Regions from separate parts of the Homo sapiens genome. Here region 1 is linked to region 2. Evidence: read pairs that join two places in POLR2A ChIA-PET (ENCODE). Cell type or tissue: endothelial cell of umbilical vein. All regions are shown on one strand. Each heading gives the region's core, and the rest is flanking DNA. Links, peaks and the distances in the headings are about the cores only. Region 1 overlaps DPP9 (dipeptidyl peptidase 9). Region 2 has its middle 24 kb from the start of TNFAIP8L1.

What was found. Peaks named below come from ENCODE experiments on the same cell type or tissue, not always from the same donor. Only the 100,000 strongest peaks of a DNase experiment are listed, where the experiment ranks them.
Region 1: POLR2A ChIA-PET joins it to region 2 with 6 read pairs; 3 of 35 experiments call an interaction of 5 or more read pairs at or near these places.

The regions. Positions count from the first base shown.
Region 1 is chr19:4,716,722-4,719,221 of GRCh38, reverse strand. The region is part of intron 3 of DPP9 (dipeptidyl peptidase 9); the gene reads left to right. Among named protein-coding and RNA genes, the nearest start is that of DPP9, 5.9 kb to the left of the region's middle. In endothelial cell of umbilical vein, for the core only: no CTCF peak of the experiment used is centred there; a DNase peak (open chromatin) is centred at 1,541; H3K27ac peaks cover 1,696 bases.
Region 2 is chr19:4,609,547-4,622,066 of GRCh38, reverse strand. It overlaps the pseudogene LOC100287614. Among named protein-coding and RNA genes, the nearest start is that of TNFAIP8L1, 24 kb to the left of the region's middle. RefSeq lists a silencer at 5,084-5,284. In endothelial cell of umbilical vein, for the core only: no CTCF peak of the experiment used is centred there; no DNase peak of the experiment used is centred there; H3K27me3 peaks cover 282 bases.

The DNA of each region.
Region 1 (2,500 bases), core at 1-2,500, 100 kb before region 2:
CAAGTAGCTGGGAGTACAGGTGCGTGTCACCACACCTGGCTAATTTTTGTATTTTTAGTAGAGACGGGGTTTCACCACATTAGCCAGGATGGTCTCGATCACCTGACCTTGTGATCTGCCCGCCTCGGCCTCCCAAAGTGCTGGGATTACAGGTGTGAGCCCATTATTTTGGTCCTGAAAATGAGGAGGATCCCAGAACTGAAGAAGTGCCCTAAAATCAGGTGTGGATGGAATGTGGTTAGACACGCACCCCCCGGGGCAGTCAGTAAACTCCATGTCTCAGGGCCTGGCACGAGATGAAAAGGCGGTAGGAATTCCTCGACCCTGCGAACCTTTCTCAGTATTCAATTTTCTAATACTCTTAGGCTTGTTTGCTTCAATGGAGCATGCTCAGCTGGGAAGGGAATTGAAGAATGGACCGGGGAAGACGGGGACGGTGTGAAGGGCTATGATTGGCCCAGCCATGGGCTCTAAAACCGGGTGGTCCCAGCGTCTGGTGGGCACATGCCTTAGGGGTCAGTTACTGAAGGGGATCTGTGTCCCTTCCCTTATCTGCACACACTTAATGTCCCACCTGGGCACAGGCTGCTGGGTGACTCTGTAAAGGTTGCTCATCAAAGCTAAAGGCCCAGGCAGTGCTGGGGGCAGTTTGGGTAGGACAGAGGGTGGCATGCTGTTTCCCCGGCAGCCCCCACTTGCAGGGGCACTTGCCTGGCCTGGGCCGGCTGCCCAAAGTCCACCTTGAGGCATTTCCCCATCCAGCGCATGGGTAGGACCCTGTCCTCACCACCCCCATACGCCCCTTGCCCCACGCCAGCCAGGGGCTCCCACCTTTCTTTCTGCCTTATCACCTTGTGGTCGGCCTGAACTCAGAACTGCAGTCAGCACTGAATCTACAGTTCCTTCTAGGCGTCCAAATACTTCCCCCATCTCCAACTACTCCCCCGCCCCCGCTCGCCACCAAAGCACCAGCTCAGACACAGACATCACAGAGCTTTGGAGCTGGGCACGGTGGCTTGCACCCCTCTCATCCCAGCTATTTGCTAGACCGAGGTGGCAGGATCGCTGGAGCCCAGGAGTTTGAGACCAGCCTGGGCAATATAGCAAGACCCCATCTCTTAAAAAAAATGAAAAATTTAAAAAGGAGATCACAGATCTGCCACCCAGCCTTGACAGAGACCATGCTAGGAGGTCTGGAGCTGTTTGCTGGTGGTGTCACAGGCCGCAGAGGCACCCAGCTGATTGGCCGAAGGAAGGAGTAGGTAGACTTGAGTAAGTGGCCTGGAATCCATCTCTGCAGCTGTGTAAACTCTTGACTCCCCTGAGCCACAGCATAGGGTGGTGCTAGGTGGAGAAAGCCCATCACAGGCTAGCCCTCGCTCCCTCACTCTTGCGCCAGCCTCTCTGCAATCCGGGCTGTGCCCCCGGGTAGAAGAGAGGTCAGCGGAGGGCCAGGCTCCAGCACCAAGCCTCGGCCTGTCTGGAAGCTCAAGCTAAAGAGTCTAGCCACATCCAGAAGATTCCTGGAAGTTTCTCGCGATGTTTCATTTCATTTCTCATCTCCGGGATCGAATTTTTGCTTCTTGGGCTATCAGTGGTGATCAGAGGCAAGATAATTTTTATTGTTCTTTGCAATGAAAACAAGCCACGCGGGTCTATAAGTGCTTCCGGGCAGGCTCTCAGCTTATGGGTGGCCCCTTTGGGAGCTCCGAAGGTCACATTTTTTCTTTGCTGCCGTGAGCCAGGCTTGAATTGGGGCAGCACAGCTTAGAGGGGTGCTTAGGCCGCTCAGAGGAGCTCCCCGGGCTCAGTTTTCTGGGCTTGCTGCCAGCAGTGCTTGGGGCAGTGGGGGTTCTTGAGTGCTCAGGCGGTCCTGGTCCCAGCCGCTGCCTAACGCTGCTTGTGGCTCCCCACTGCCCTGGAGGGGACCTGCAGCTCTGCAGTGGGCGCGGACATCCTGTGTGTGACCTGAGAGCCCTGTAAGTGCTGATGTCCTTTGGTTCGTGTCTTTATTTCTGTCTCAGGAGGAGCTGAACTAACAAACTGCGCCCCTTCTGGCTGGAGGGCAGGACACGCTGGCCCTGCCTGGATGGAGTAGGATGAAACAAGGGAAGCATTTTCCCCTGTCATTTCTTTGGGGTCGAGTTGGAGAGGGACCTCCAGAAATCAGCCCACAGCCGTGATACTCAGAAGCCACCTTCCCAAGGGGTCTTCCGCCCCATGAGCCTTTCGTATGTCCCTTGCTGAGGTGGCTTCTACTCTCCTTGGCTTACGGGACCTTCCCACAGGACACGGGTGTCTCGCAGAGCACGGCACGGGCAGTTCTCTGGGCTGCACTCTGTGACTTTTCCTGCTGTAATTGCTGGGCTTATCACACAGCATGTCAGTGGGAGGCCGGGGGCCGGGCTGCCTCCACTGAACCCCTTTTGCTCATTCACTCGGCTCTGATTGGGAGCAAGCTCCAGTGACCTCCCAGCTTCAGTTTCCCCACCTGTAGAAT
Region 2 (12,520 bases), core at 3,817-6,316:
TGGAGGTCATCATGGAGACACTAGATACCCTCATTGGTAAGGTACCAGTAGAAACGTCTCCAGTTGGCCAGGCATGGTGGCTCACGCCTGTAATTCTAGCACTTTGGGAGGCTGAGGCGGGCGGATCACAAGGTCAGGAGTTCGAGACCAGCCTGACCAACATGGTGAAACCCCTCCTCTACTAAACATACAAAAATTAGCCAGGCATGGTGGTGGGTGCCTGTAATCCCAGCTACTCAGGAGGCTGAGGCAGAAGAATCACTTGGACCCGGAAGGCGGAGGTTGCAGTGAGCCGAGATTGCGCCACTGCACTCCAGCCTGGGCGACAGAGCGAGACTCCATCTCAAAAAAAAAAAAAATGTCTCCAGGCAAATTGTTCCTTCACATGACCTCATGATCTGAGAGACTGTTTGGCCTTTATGACGTGTAGGTTGGGCACATTCCTGTCTGCCAGCTCTGGGTGCTTAGGCAGGTGGGCATCCTTCTTGGCCACCATGACTCCCTCCTTAAAAAGGAGTTCATAGACTGGGCACGGGGGCTCACACCTGTAATCCCAGCACTTTGGAAGGCTGAGGCGGGGGGATCACTTGAGGTCAGGATTTCGAGACCAGACTGGCCAACATGGTGAAACCCCGTCTCTACTAAAAATATAAAAATTAGCCAGGCGTGGTGGCGGGCACGTGCAATCCCAGCTACTCAGGAGGCTGAGGCTGGAAAATCACTTGAACCCAGGAGGCGGAGGTTGCAGTGAGCCGAGACCACACTATTGCACTCCAGCCTGGGCGACAAGAGCAAAACTCAAGTCACAGAAAAAAAAAAAAAGAGAGAGAGAGAAGTTCATAAATGGCAATCCGGTTCTCCTCAGCCATCAACATCTCTGCAACTGTCAGGGCCGGGGCTGGAAAGGGGGCCGAGTCTGCTTTTGTCTCCACTGCTTCTTTCCCGAGTACATGAATCTCCGGCTACCACTGAATCTCTCTGTTCTAGGCTCCGGGGTCCCTAAGACCCCTGAGTCTGGGGTCAACTCTGCTGAAGTTTGGAGGGCCATGGTGGGGATACCTTCTCAGCCAGAAAAACACAAGATCCCAAATATCAGCACCCCCCTTTCTTGAAACCCCCCAGACCCTGGACAGCAGGTCTGGATCCTGTCTGTCAGCTTCATCTCTGTTGCTAGGCAACCCCAGTGCTCTCCTCCACCCCCATCTCCCTGCATTCACACTTATTTCTTGGTGAAACAGACAAGCTCTTCCCAGCCGCCTCACCCCAAGTCTGTGCACCCCTGGGCACTCTCTCAGAACAAATTTGCCCTCTGGATGAGGGTCTCACACAAAGCTGGCCCCTCCCCACCTCCCATCCTCCCATTCCGCCTCCTGGGAATATATATATATAATTTTTTTTTGAGACAGAGTCTTACTCTGTTGCCCAGGCTGCAGTGCAGTGGCACGATCTCAGCTCATTGCAACCTTCGCCTCCCAGGTTCAAGTGAGTCTCCCGCCTCGGCTCCCCGAGTAGCTGGGATTACAGGCATGTGCCACCATACCCAGCTAATTTTGTATTTTTAGTAGAGATGGGGTTTCACCACCCGCCTCAGCTTCCCAAAGTGCTGGGAGTGAGCCACAGCGCCCGGCCACCTCCTGGGAATGGGAATAGATGTCTATAGTAGTTCCCATGCTTCCAATTTCCCATGTTCTAAAGTCAGAAGCACCTTCCCTATGTTGGCTGGCTTCACTGTCACCCATGGAGGTGGCACAGCCATTGTTGCTACACAGAGGAGGACACTGAGGCTCCGAGATGCAGAGTTGACTGCCCCCAATCGCACAGCAAGGGTTGGGCTGCTGAACTCAAATCCGGAGCCCTGTGGGGACTCCCACTCAAAGCCGCAGGGGGTCCCAGGCCAGGTGCTGTGTGACCTCGGGGAGGCCCCTTTCCCTCTCTGTTCCTCCCCAGCCAGCCAGGGAGAAGGTGAAGCCTTAAAATCCATTTGAATTCCATCTCCCTGGGCCAGGTGTTCTGGCACACGCCTGAATCCCAACGCTTTGGGAGGCTGAGGCGGGAAGACCCCTTGAGGCCAGGAGTTCAAAACCAGCCTGGGCTATGTAACGAGATCCCATCTCTACAGAAAATTTAAAAATTAGCTGGCATGGTAGCAGGCAACTGTAGTCTCATTTACTCAGGAGGCTGAGGCAGGAGGATTGCTAGAGCCCAGGAGTTCGAGGCTGCAGTGAGCTATAATCGCACCACTATGAGGCGCTCCAGCCTGGACGACAGAGCGAGACCCCGCCTCAAAAAAACTCATAAACTCCATCTCCCGTCTCTGCCTCAGTACCTGGGAGGCAGGAGCAGGTGGGGGATCTGGAAGTAGCAGAGAGGGGGGTGCCGCAGGAGAGTGGGGAGTGTGGAGCCCAGAGGTTGGCAGCCCCGGGGGAGATGTGCACCCAGAGCCTGCGAGACGGAAATAGAACGTCAGAGACAGAGGAGAGGGAGAGACAGAGGAGAGGGAGAGATAGAGGAGAGGGAGAGACTGAGGAGACGCAGAGACAGAGGAGAGGCGGAGTCAGAGGAGACGCAGAGACAGAGGAGAGGCAGAGACAGAGGAGAGGGAGAGACAGAGGAGAGGCAGAGACAGAGGAGAGGCAGAGACAGAGGAGAGGGAGAGACAGAGGAGAGGCAGAGACAGAGGAGACGCAGAGACAGAGGAGAGGGAGAGACAGAGGAGAGGGAGAGACAGAGGAGAGGCAGAGACAGAGGAGAGGCAGAGACAGAGGAGAGGGAGAGACAGAGGAGAGGCAGAGACAGAGGAGACGCAGAGACAGAGGAGAGGGAGAGACAGAGGAGAGGGAGAGACAGAGGAGAGGCAGAGACAGAGGAGAGGCAGAGACAGAGGAGAGGGAGAGACAGAGGAGAGGCAGAGACAGGAGACGCAGAGACAGAGGAGAGGGAGAGACAGAGGAGAGGGAGAGACTGAGGAGACGCAGAGACAGAGGAGAGGGAGAGACAGAGGAGAGGCAGAGACAGAGGAGAGGGAGAGACAGAGGAGAGGCAGAGACAGAGGAGAGGCAGAGACAGAGGAGAGGCAGAGACAGAGGAGAGGCAGAGACAGAGGAGAGGGAGAGACAGAGGAGAGGCAGAGACAGAGGAGAGGGAGAGACAGAGGAGAGGCAGAGACAGAGAAGAGGGAGAGACAGAGGGGAGGCAGAGACAGAGGAGAGGGAGAGACAGAGGAGAGGCAGAGACAGAGGAGAGGCAGAGACAGAGGAGAGGGAGAGACAGAGGAGAGGGAGAGACAGAGGAGAGGCAGAGACAGAGGAGAGGGAGAGACAGAGGAGAGGCAGAGACAGAGGAGAGGCAGAGACAGAGGAGAGGGAGAGACAGAGGAGAGGGAGAGACAGAGGAGAGGCAGAGACAGAGGAGAGGGAGAGACAGAGGAGAGGCAGAGACAGAGGAGAGGGAGAGGCAGAGGAGAGGCAGAGACAGAGGAGAGGCCGAGTCAGAGGAGAGGCAGAGACAGAGGAGAGGCTGAGTCAGAGGAGAGGCAGAGACAGGAGAGGTGGGGGAGGAAGGCCAGACCATCCCCCTGTGCCCAGCCAGTGCCAGATCCACAGTGGCGTGGGGAAGGGAGAAAGTGGAGAAGAGGGAGGGGTGGGGAAGAAGGTGGTGGGTGAAGCTGGTGCCCCATGGGAGGAGCAGAGACAAAAAGATACAGAAGCAGAGAGACCCAGGTGGGGGGTCGGGGGAAGACAGAGAAAGAGAGGGCTGGGGAGAGAGAGAGAAGAATGAGAAAGGGCGGGGAGAGAGGGGGAAAGAGAGAATGAGAAAGGGGAGAGAGAGAAAGAGAGGGGGAAGGAAAGAGGAGGGAGAGAGAAAGAGAAACGGAGGGAGAAAGGGGGGAGAGGGAGAGAGAGAGGGAGAGAGGGAGATGTAGACACAGAGAGACGTGTAGAGACCCAGAGATACACACAGAGATAAGGAGAGACGGAGAGATCATCATGGAGAACTGGGAGAGAGGGAGAGAGATGTGGCCAGCCCTAGACACTCAGAGTGCTGTTCGGATCATAATCGCCTGAGTAGCTTTTGGGGGTTCTTTTAGCAGGCATCATGGGGTATTCGGGCCAGTCTTGGCCAGTGCTGGAGCCTCGGGGTCTCCCAGAGTCCACCCCACAGCCCCTCATGTTCAGGCTGGGGTGGAAGAAACCCAGAACTGGGTGGGCAGTGGCCAGAGGGGCTCAGAAAGAGGAGCTGGAAGCAAAGCTATTGAAGGCAATTGATTGCCAGGAAGAAAAGGCTTTGGGGAAAAGCGTTTCTGGTACAGGGACCAGCATGGGCAAAGGCCGGGTGGGGGTGAAATAAAGTCAGTGCACTTGGACATGGCAAGATTGTCCTGTGGCTCATGTTGGAATGGGTGCTGTGGAGGGGATAGGATGGAGATGACGCAGGAAAGGCCTCCAGGGTCATGTACCCCAAAATACAGGCATTGGGGCCCAGAGAGTCCTCCGTCTTGGTTTGGCTCATGAGGAGCCACCAGGCTGTGGAGAAGTAAAACTGGACACAGCTGGACACTGACTGAGGGGTCAGGGCTGGGACAGAGGGACAATCCTGGGGAGCTCAGAGTTGGGAAGAGAGTGGGGGCACCAGACACTGGTCCCTGGGATAAAACAGGCTGAGAATCCCTTATCCAAAATGCTTGGGATGGCTGGATGCAGTGGCTCATGCCTGTAATCCTAGCACTTTGGGAGTCTGAGGCAGGCAGATCACCTGAAGTTGGGAGTTCGAGACTAGCCTGGCCAACATGGTGAAACCCCATCTCCACTAAAAATACAAAAGTATGGTGGCGCACACCTGTAATCCCAGCACTTTGGGAGGACGAGGCGGGTGGATCACCTGAGGTCAGGAGTTCAAGACCAGCCTGGCCAACATGGCAAAACCCCGTCTCTACTAAAAATACAAAAAATTAGCTGGGCATGGTGGTGGGCACCTGTAATCCCAGCTACCTGGGAGGCTGAGGCAAGAGAATCGCTTGAACCCAGGAGGCAGAGGTTGCAGTGAGCCGAAATCACACCATCGCACTCCAGCCTGGGTGACAGAGCGAGATTCCGTCTCAAAAAAAAAAAAAAAAAATTAGCTAGGGGTGCTGACGCATACCTGTAATCCCAGCTACTTGGGAGTCTGAGGCATGAGACTCACTTGAACCCAGGAGACGGAGGTTGAAGTGAGTCAAGATTGCGTCATTGCGTTCCGGCTTGGGGGACAGAGTAAGACTCTGCCTCAAAAAAAATAAAAAATAAAAAAGGCCGGGCGCAGTGGCTCACGCCTGTAATCCCAGCACTTTGGGAGGCCAAGGCAGGCAGATCACGAGGTCAGGAGATCGAGACCAACCTGGCTAACACGGTGAAACCCCGTCTCTACTAAAAATACAAAAAATTAGCCGGGCGTGGTGGCGGGCGCCTGTAGTCCCAGCTACTCGGGAGGCTGAGGCAGGAGAATGGCGTGAACCCGGGAGGCGGAGCTTGCAGTGAACCGAGATGGCGCCACTGCACTCCAGCCTGGGCGAGAGCAAGACTCCGTCTCAAAAAAAAAAAAAAAAAAAGAAAAAAGAAAAAAAAACCTTTGGAACAGAAGCATTTTTCCATGGTGAAGAAGTGTTTTGGATTGGGGATTTTTTCGGATTTCAGAATATTTTCATTATACTTGCCAGCTGAGCATCCCTAATCTGAAAATCCAAAATCTGAAATGCTGCAAGGAGCCTTATTACCTTTGAGTGCCATGTCGGCGGTCAAAGCATTTTCTCTTTTTTTTTTTTTAAATTATTATTATACTTTAAGTTTTAGGGTACATGTGCACAATGTGCAGGTTAGTTACATATGTATACATGTGCCATGCTGGTGTGCTGCACCCATTAACTCGTCGGTCAAAGCATTTTCAATTGGAGCATGTTGGATTTTGGATTTTGGATTTTTGGATTGGGGTGCTGAGCCTAGGTAATAATTTAACAAGATGACGTCATAGCAAATGGTGGGGATGAAGTTATTTTAGCCAGGAATGGCTTCTCTGAGGAGGTGACGTTTAAGCTGAGACCTAGAACAGGAAAATGAGACAACTCTGAGGGGATCTGGGGGCACAGCTGTTCTGGGAAGAGGGTGCATCCCATGCAAAGGCCCTGGAGCAGGACCGCACCTGGTGTATTGGTGTTGGAGGGACAGTGAAGAGGCCCGTCTGGCTGGGGCAGAGTGAACGAGGCGAAGAGAGGGAGGAGGGGAGGGCAGGAAGGGGGCAGGAAAGGTTGTAAAGAGCCTGGTGGGCCTCTGGGAGGACTTGAGCTTTGACCTGGAGGGAGGTGGGAGCCAGAGGGCTGTAGGCAGGAGAAGGACAGATCTGACTTAGATTTTTTTCTTCTTCTGCTTGAAATGGAGTCTCACTCTGTCACCCAGGCTGGAATGCAGTGGCATGATCTTGGCTCACTGCCACCACTGCCTCCCAGGTTCAAGCGATTCTCCTGCCTCAGCCTCCAGGGTAGCTGGGGTTATAAGCGCCTGCCACCTTGCCTGGCTAAGTTTTGTATTTTTTAGTAGAGATGGGGTTTCACCATGTTGGCCAGGCTGGTCTCAAATTCCTGACCTCAGGTGATCCACCCTCCTCGGCCTCCCAAAGTGTCGGGATTACAGATGTGAGCCACTGAGCCTGGCCCTGACTTAGATTTTAAGGGGTCATCTTGAATTCTTTCATGTAAGAAGAAAAATAAACATCTCAAGCAAAAGTGACCAAACCTAACTGTGTTCACTATGGTTGTTTCTCCCGTGATATCATTCTCCTGGCCAGGCATGGTGGCGGGTGCCTGTAATCCCAGCGACCCGGGAGGCTGAGGCAGGAGAATCGCTTGAATCCAGAAGGCGGAGATTGCACTGAGCCAAGATCGCGCCACTGCACTCCAGCTTGGGCAAAAGAGCAAGACTCCATCTCAAATAATAATAATAATAATAATAATTCTGCTAATATCAACCAACTCGTAAGTAAGCAATGTCAAGTTGACTATGACTGGTGGGTCTCCAGCTCCAGCCTAGGCTGGATCCACTGAATTTGGCCAATTCAGGCCTCCCTCTGGCCTGCACGCCTGACCCTTTCCTGGGGCTGGGGATCTCCGTCGTTGTCCCCTTACCTTGAGCCTCTCCAGCAGGGAGGTTGGTGTCTTTCCTGAACTCGCCGACTAATGCCTCAGCTCTGAAGACCTAATTGTGCATGAAATCCAATCAAATTATCAGGTCCTGATGAGCAATTCCCTAGATTATTTAGCTCAGTGAAGTAAATAATGACATTAGCTGTCGCGTTCTCCTGCAAGCTCATTTTGTGGTGGGCCTAGCGACAGAGGCCCCTCATTATCTGCAGTGTAACCAGAGGCCCCTGCACTCTGGTCATCCTGAGTGGTGGGAAGAAGGGAGAGGGTGGGAGCTCACAGTCTTCAGATATTAGCCCTAGAGGGACTCAGTGCTGTCCTACAAATGGGGAAACTGAGGCCCAATGCAGAACCTGCCTGAACTCACAGACAGTTAGGGTCTCTGGAATCCATCTCCACATCTGCCATCCATCTGGGAGAATGGTGACCCACATGGGCACACACCACCCCCTGTCCTCATCTCCATCCTTAGGTGTGCCAAGGCAGAACTCAAATATGGGATAAAAGTGACATGCAGAGTGGAGGAAAGCTCCAGTATGTACACATCTGAAGTCCTTGTCTCATTCGGAGGAACAAAGAGATGTTGATTAACTTCCAGTTATTGTAAGCTAAGTATACATGGTAAGAGTGTAAGGGTGACTACTCAAAGGCAGAAATGGAATGCATAACTTCCAAATCATGAGGGGGAATAAGAAAGGAACAAAGAAGGCCAGGCTCGGTGGCTCATACCTGCAATCTCAGCACTTTGGGAGGCCGAGGCGGACAGATCACCTGGGGTCAGGAGTCCAAGACCAGCCTGGCCAACATGGTAAAATCCTATCTCTACTTTAAATATTAAATTGGCTGGGCTTGGGCCGGGCACGGTGGCTCATGCCTGTAATCCCAGCACTTTGGGAGGTCAAGGCGGGTGGATCACATGAAGTCAGGAGTTTGAGACCCAATTTTTTTTACAGTTTGAAGCCTGGCCAACGTAGTAAAACCCCAATCCCTACTAAAAATATAAAATTAACTAGGCTTGGTGGTGGGCGCCTGTAATCCCAGCTACTTGGGAGGCTGAGGCCGGAGAATCGCTTGAACCTGGGAGGCAGAGGTTTCAGTGAGCCAAGATCACGCCATTGCACTCTAGCCTGGGCAAAAAGAGCGAAACTCTTGTCTCAAAAAAAAAAAAAAAAGAGAAGGAACAAAGAAAATCTGGCAAATTCAGCAGAAGGTTGAAGAGAAGATGAAAAGGAAGCAGCAGAAAAAATTCATATTAACTATAAAATACAATCAAAGAAAGTGATGAAAATAAAGCCAAATATGTTGGCAAACACAATAAATATAAATGAATTAAACTGATCGCTTAAAAGACATAGGCTGTCAGATTGCATACATAGAAACAACAAAGAATAAACAAAATCCATGTGTATGTTCTTTTGAATACACCTAAAATAAAATAATGCATCATCAGCAAATAAATTACACGAAAAAAAAAAAGAAGAGAAAGCGATGGATAGGAACCTATAGGCTAAAAGAAACTTTAAGACATATCAAGCAGCCAGGCACGGTGGCTCACGCCTGTAATCCCAGCATTTTGAGAGGCCAAGGCGGGTGGATCACGAGGTCAGGAAATCAAGACCATTCTGGCTAACATGGTGAAACCCCGTCTCTACTAAAAATACAAAAAATTTGCAGGGTGTGGCGGTGGGTGCCTGCAGTCCCAGCTACTCAGGAGGCTGAGGCAGGAGAATGGCGTGAACCCGGGAGGTGGAGATTGCAGTGAGCCGAGATCACGCCACCGCACTCCAGCCTGGGTGACAGAGCAAGACTCGGTCTCAAAAAAAAAAAAAAAAAAGACATATCAACCAAATACATGTGTGAACTGTATTTGGATCATGCTCCAAACTGTAAAAAAAATTATGACACTTTTGATAGAAATTTGAGGCCGATGAGATATTTGCTGATAGAATAAAATTATTGTTGGCCAGGCACGGTGGCTCACACCTGTAATCCCAGCACTTTGAGAGGCCAAGGTGGGTGGATCACGAGGTCAGGAGATCGAGACCATCCTGGCTAACATGGTGAAACCCCGTCTCTGCTAAAAATACAAAAATTAGCCGGGCGTGGTGGCATATGCCTGTAGTCCCAGCTACTCAGGAGGCTGAGGTAGGAGAATGGCGTGAACCTGGGAGGCAGAGCTTGCAGTGACCTAAGATCGTGCCACTGCACTCCAGCCTGGGTGACAGAGCAAGACTCCGTCTCATTCTGTTGCCCAGGCTGGAGTGCAGTGGCACGATCTCGGCTCACTGGAACCTCTGCCTCCCTGGTTCAAATGATTGTCCTGCCTCAGCCTCCCATGTAGCTGGGATTACAGGCCCCTGCCACCACGCCCAGCTAATTTTTGTATTTTTATTAGAAATGGCATTTCACCATGTTGGCCAGGTTGGTCTCGAACTCTTGGCCTCCAGTGATCCACCTGCCTCAGCCTCTCAAAGTGCTGGGATTACAGGCATGAGCCACTGCAGGTGGCCATTGTTAAAATTTTCAGCATAGTCCTCCTTATCTTTTAAAGATACCAATTGGTCATGCCTATAATACCAGCTCTTTGGGAGGCCTAGGCAGGTGAATCACTTGAGGTCAGGAGCTCAAGACTAGCCTGATCAATGTGGTAAAACCCTGTCTTTACTAAAAATACAAAATTAGCCAGGCGTGGTAGCGCACTCCTATAATCCCAGTTAGAGGAAGGAGAACTGCTTGAACCCAGGAAGTGGAGGTTGCAGTGAGCCGAGATTGCGCCATTGCACGCCAGCCTGTGCAACAAGAGAGAAACTCTGTCTCAAAAAAAAAAAAAAAGATACAAATTGAAAAATTGAAATATTTATGAGTCAATTATATGATACCCAGTATTCTTTCTTTCTTTCCCGCTCTCATTTTTTTCTCTTTCTTTTTTTTGAGACGGAGTCTCACTCTGTCACCCAGGCTGGAGTGCAGTGGCGTGATCTCCACTCACTGCAACCTCTGCCTCCCAGGTTCAAGCGATTTTCCTCCCTCAGCCTCCTGAGTAGCTGGGATTACAGGCGCCCGCCACCACGCCCGGCTAATTTTTGTATTTTTAAGTAGAGACGGGGTTTCATCATGTTGGTCAGGCTGGTCTCGAACTCCTGACCTCAGGTGATCTGCCCACCTCGGGCTCCCAAAGTGTTGGGATTACAGGCATGAGCCACTGCGCCCATCTCAGTGCATATTTTCTGGATGAACAAACGTGTACCTCTCCACAATCCCGTCTTTCTCCAAGCCTCAGTTTCCTCCCCTGTGAAACAGGGTGAATCTCTCCTGTGGGAAGTGTGAAGTGGGGGCTTCATATAGACAGCCTCCCCGCTCTCAGCTCAGGCCCGGGTGGAGGGGGTGCCCTCTTTCCAGGATTAATGGTGTCCCTGCCTCTGGGATTCAGATTCTGGCTCCACTGGGCATTCGGATCCTGAATCCCAGAAGGTCTCAGGGCTGAGCCCCGGAGCTCTGAGCTGAGGAGACCCTGAGTTAGGGACTGGGGGCACTCAGCCAGTTTGTGGAGGGGGTCTGAAGTACCAGCTAGGGGGAGGGGTGGGGACCAGGACAGGGTTAGAGCCCCAGACCCCAGGGGTGCCCCAGAGAGGAAAATTGGGGAGGGGGATGGGCTAGGGAGCCTCTCGCCTGCCTCTATCTCTCTGTTTCTTCCCCATTCTCTTTCTAAGTCTCTGTCTCTGTCTTTCTCTGTCTCTAGGTCTCTCTGAGTCTCTTTTTATCTCTGACTACCTCTTTTGATCTCTATTGGTCTCCTTTCTCTTGTTTTCTCTCTGTCTCTTTGAATCTACTTTTATCCCTGTCTTTCTTTCCCTCTCTCTCTCTCTCTAAGTCTCTTTGTCTCTCTCTCTCTCTCTCTTTTTTGGCGGGGGGACAGTCTCCCTCTGTCTCCCAGGCTGGAGTGCAGTGGTGCAATCTCGGTTCACTGCAACCTCTGCCTCCCGGGTTCAAGCGATTCTCCTGCCTCAGCCTCCCGAGTAGCTGGGATCACAGGCGCCCGCCACCACGCCCGGCTAATTCTCCATCTCTCTGAGTCTCCTTTTATCTCTGACTATCTCTTTCTATCTCTGTCTCTGTTGTTCTCTCTCTCTCTAGGTCTGTGTCTCTCTATCTCTCTGAGTCTGTATCTCTGTGGGTCTCCTCTGTCTCTCTGAGTCTCCCTTTATCTCTGACTGTCTCTGTCCATCTCTCTGTGTTTCTGTCTTTGCCACCTTCTGCGTGAGTCTCTCCGTGTCTTTTATCTGTCTGACTCCAGCTCAGCTTCTCTGTGTGGGTCTCTTTCTATCTCTCTTGGTTTCTCTCTTTCTCTCCTCACCTCCTCTGTCTCCCCTTCCCAGGCTCCACTTCTTTCCCCCACCTCTTCCTGGGTCCAGGTGCGGGCCCCCTCCCCGCCTCCACCCTGCCCTCCTCTGGCGGTGTCAGCCCTTCCCGTCCAAGCCAGAAAAAGCAGCCAGGCCAGGGCAGGGCAGCCAGCCAGCCTCTCTGCTGGGGACCCCAGGGACTCCAGCAGGACTCCCGCCTCCCTGGCCTGATCCCCAGGGGCTCTGCCCCCCCCTCCCCGCCGCAGAAGCCCTGCCTCCCTCAGCGCCTCTTCCCTTCCTCTGCCTAGAGGTCCTGTGTTATTGCTGCTGGCACCTGAGGCTGCAGAAAAAAAAAAGGAAGTCGCAGTCACCGTGGCTCCTACTTGTCCTTCTCTCTGCCCCAAGTCCTCGGAGCATGAAAAACTCCACCTCCGTGTGAGAACAACACAGTGGGTGCTTCATAGTTGTTTGCGGAATAAACAAACACGTATTGAGTGCCTACTGTGTGCCAAACAGTATTTGAGGTACAGGGGACACTGTGGCATTCAAGACAGACAGAAGTCTGCCCTCCTGGAGTTGACATTCCAGAGCAGGAGGCAGATAGGAACAAGCACACATTGTACCATGTTGAGTAGTGCCTGCCTGCAAAAATAAATTCAAAAATTACATACACTTCGGTTGGGACCGGTGGCTCAGGCCTGTACTCCCAGCACTTTGGGAGGCTGAGGCGGGTGGATCACGAGGTCAGGAGATCGAGACAATCCTGGCTAACACAGTGAAACCCCGTCTCTACTAAAAATACAAAAAATTAGCTGGGCGTGGCAGTACGCGTCTGTAGTCCCAGCTACTCGAGAGGCTGAGGCAGGAGAATCGCTTGAATCTGGAAGGCAGAGGTTGCAGTGAGCCAAGATCATCCCAGTGTACTCCAGCCTGGGCGACAGAGCGAGACTCTGTCTCAAAAAAAAAAAAAAAAAAAAAAAAATACATACACCTCGGTTGGGCGCGGTGGTTCAAG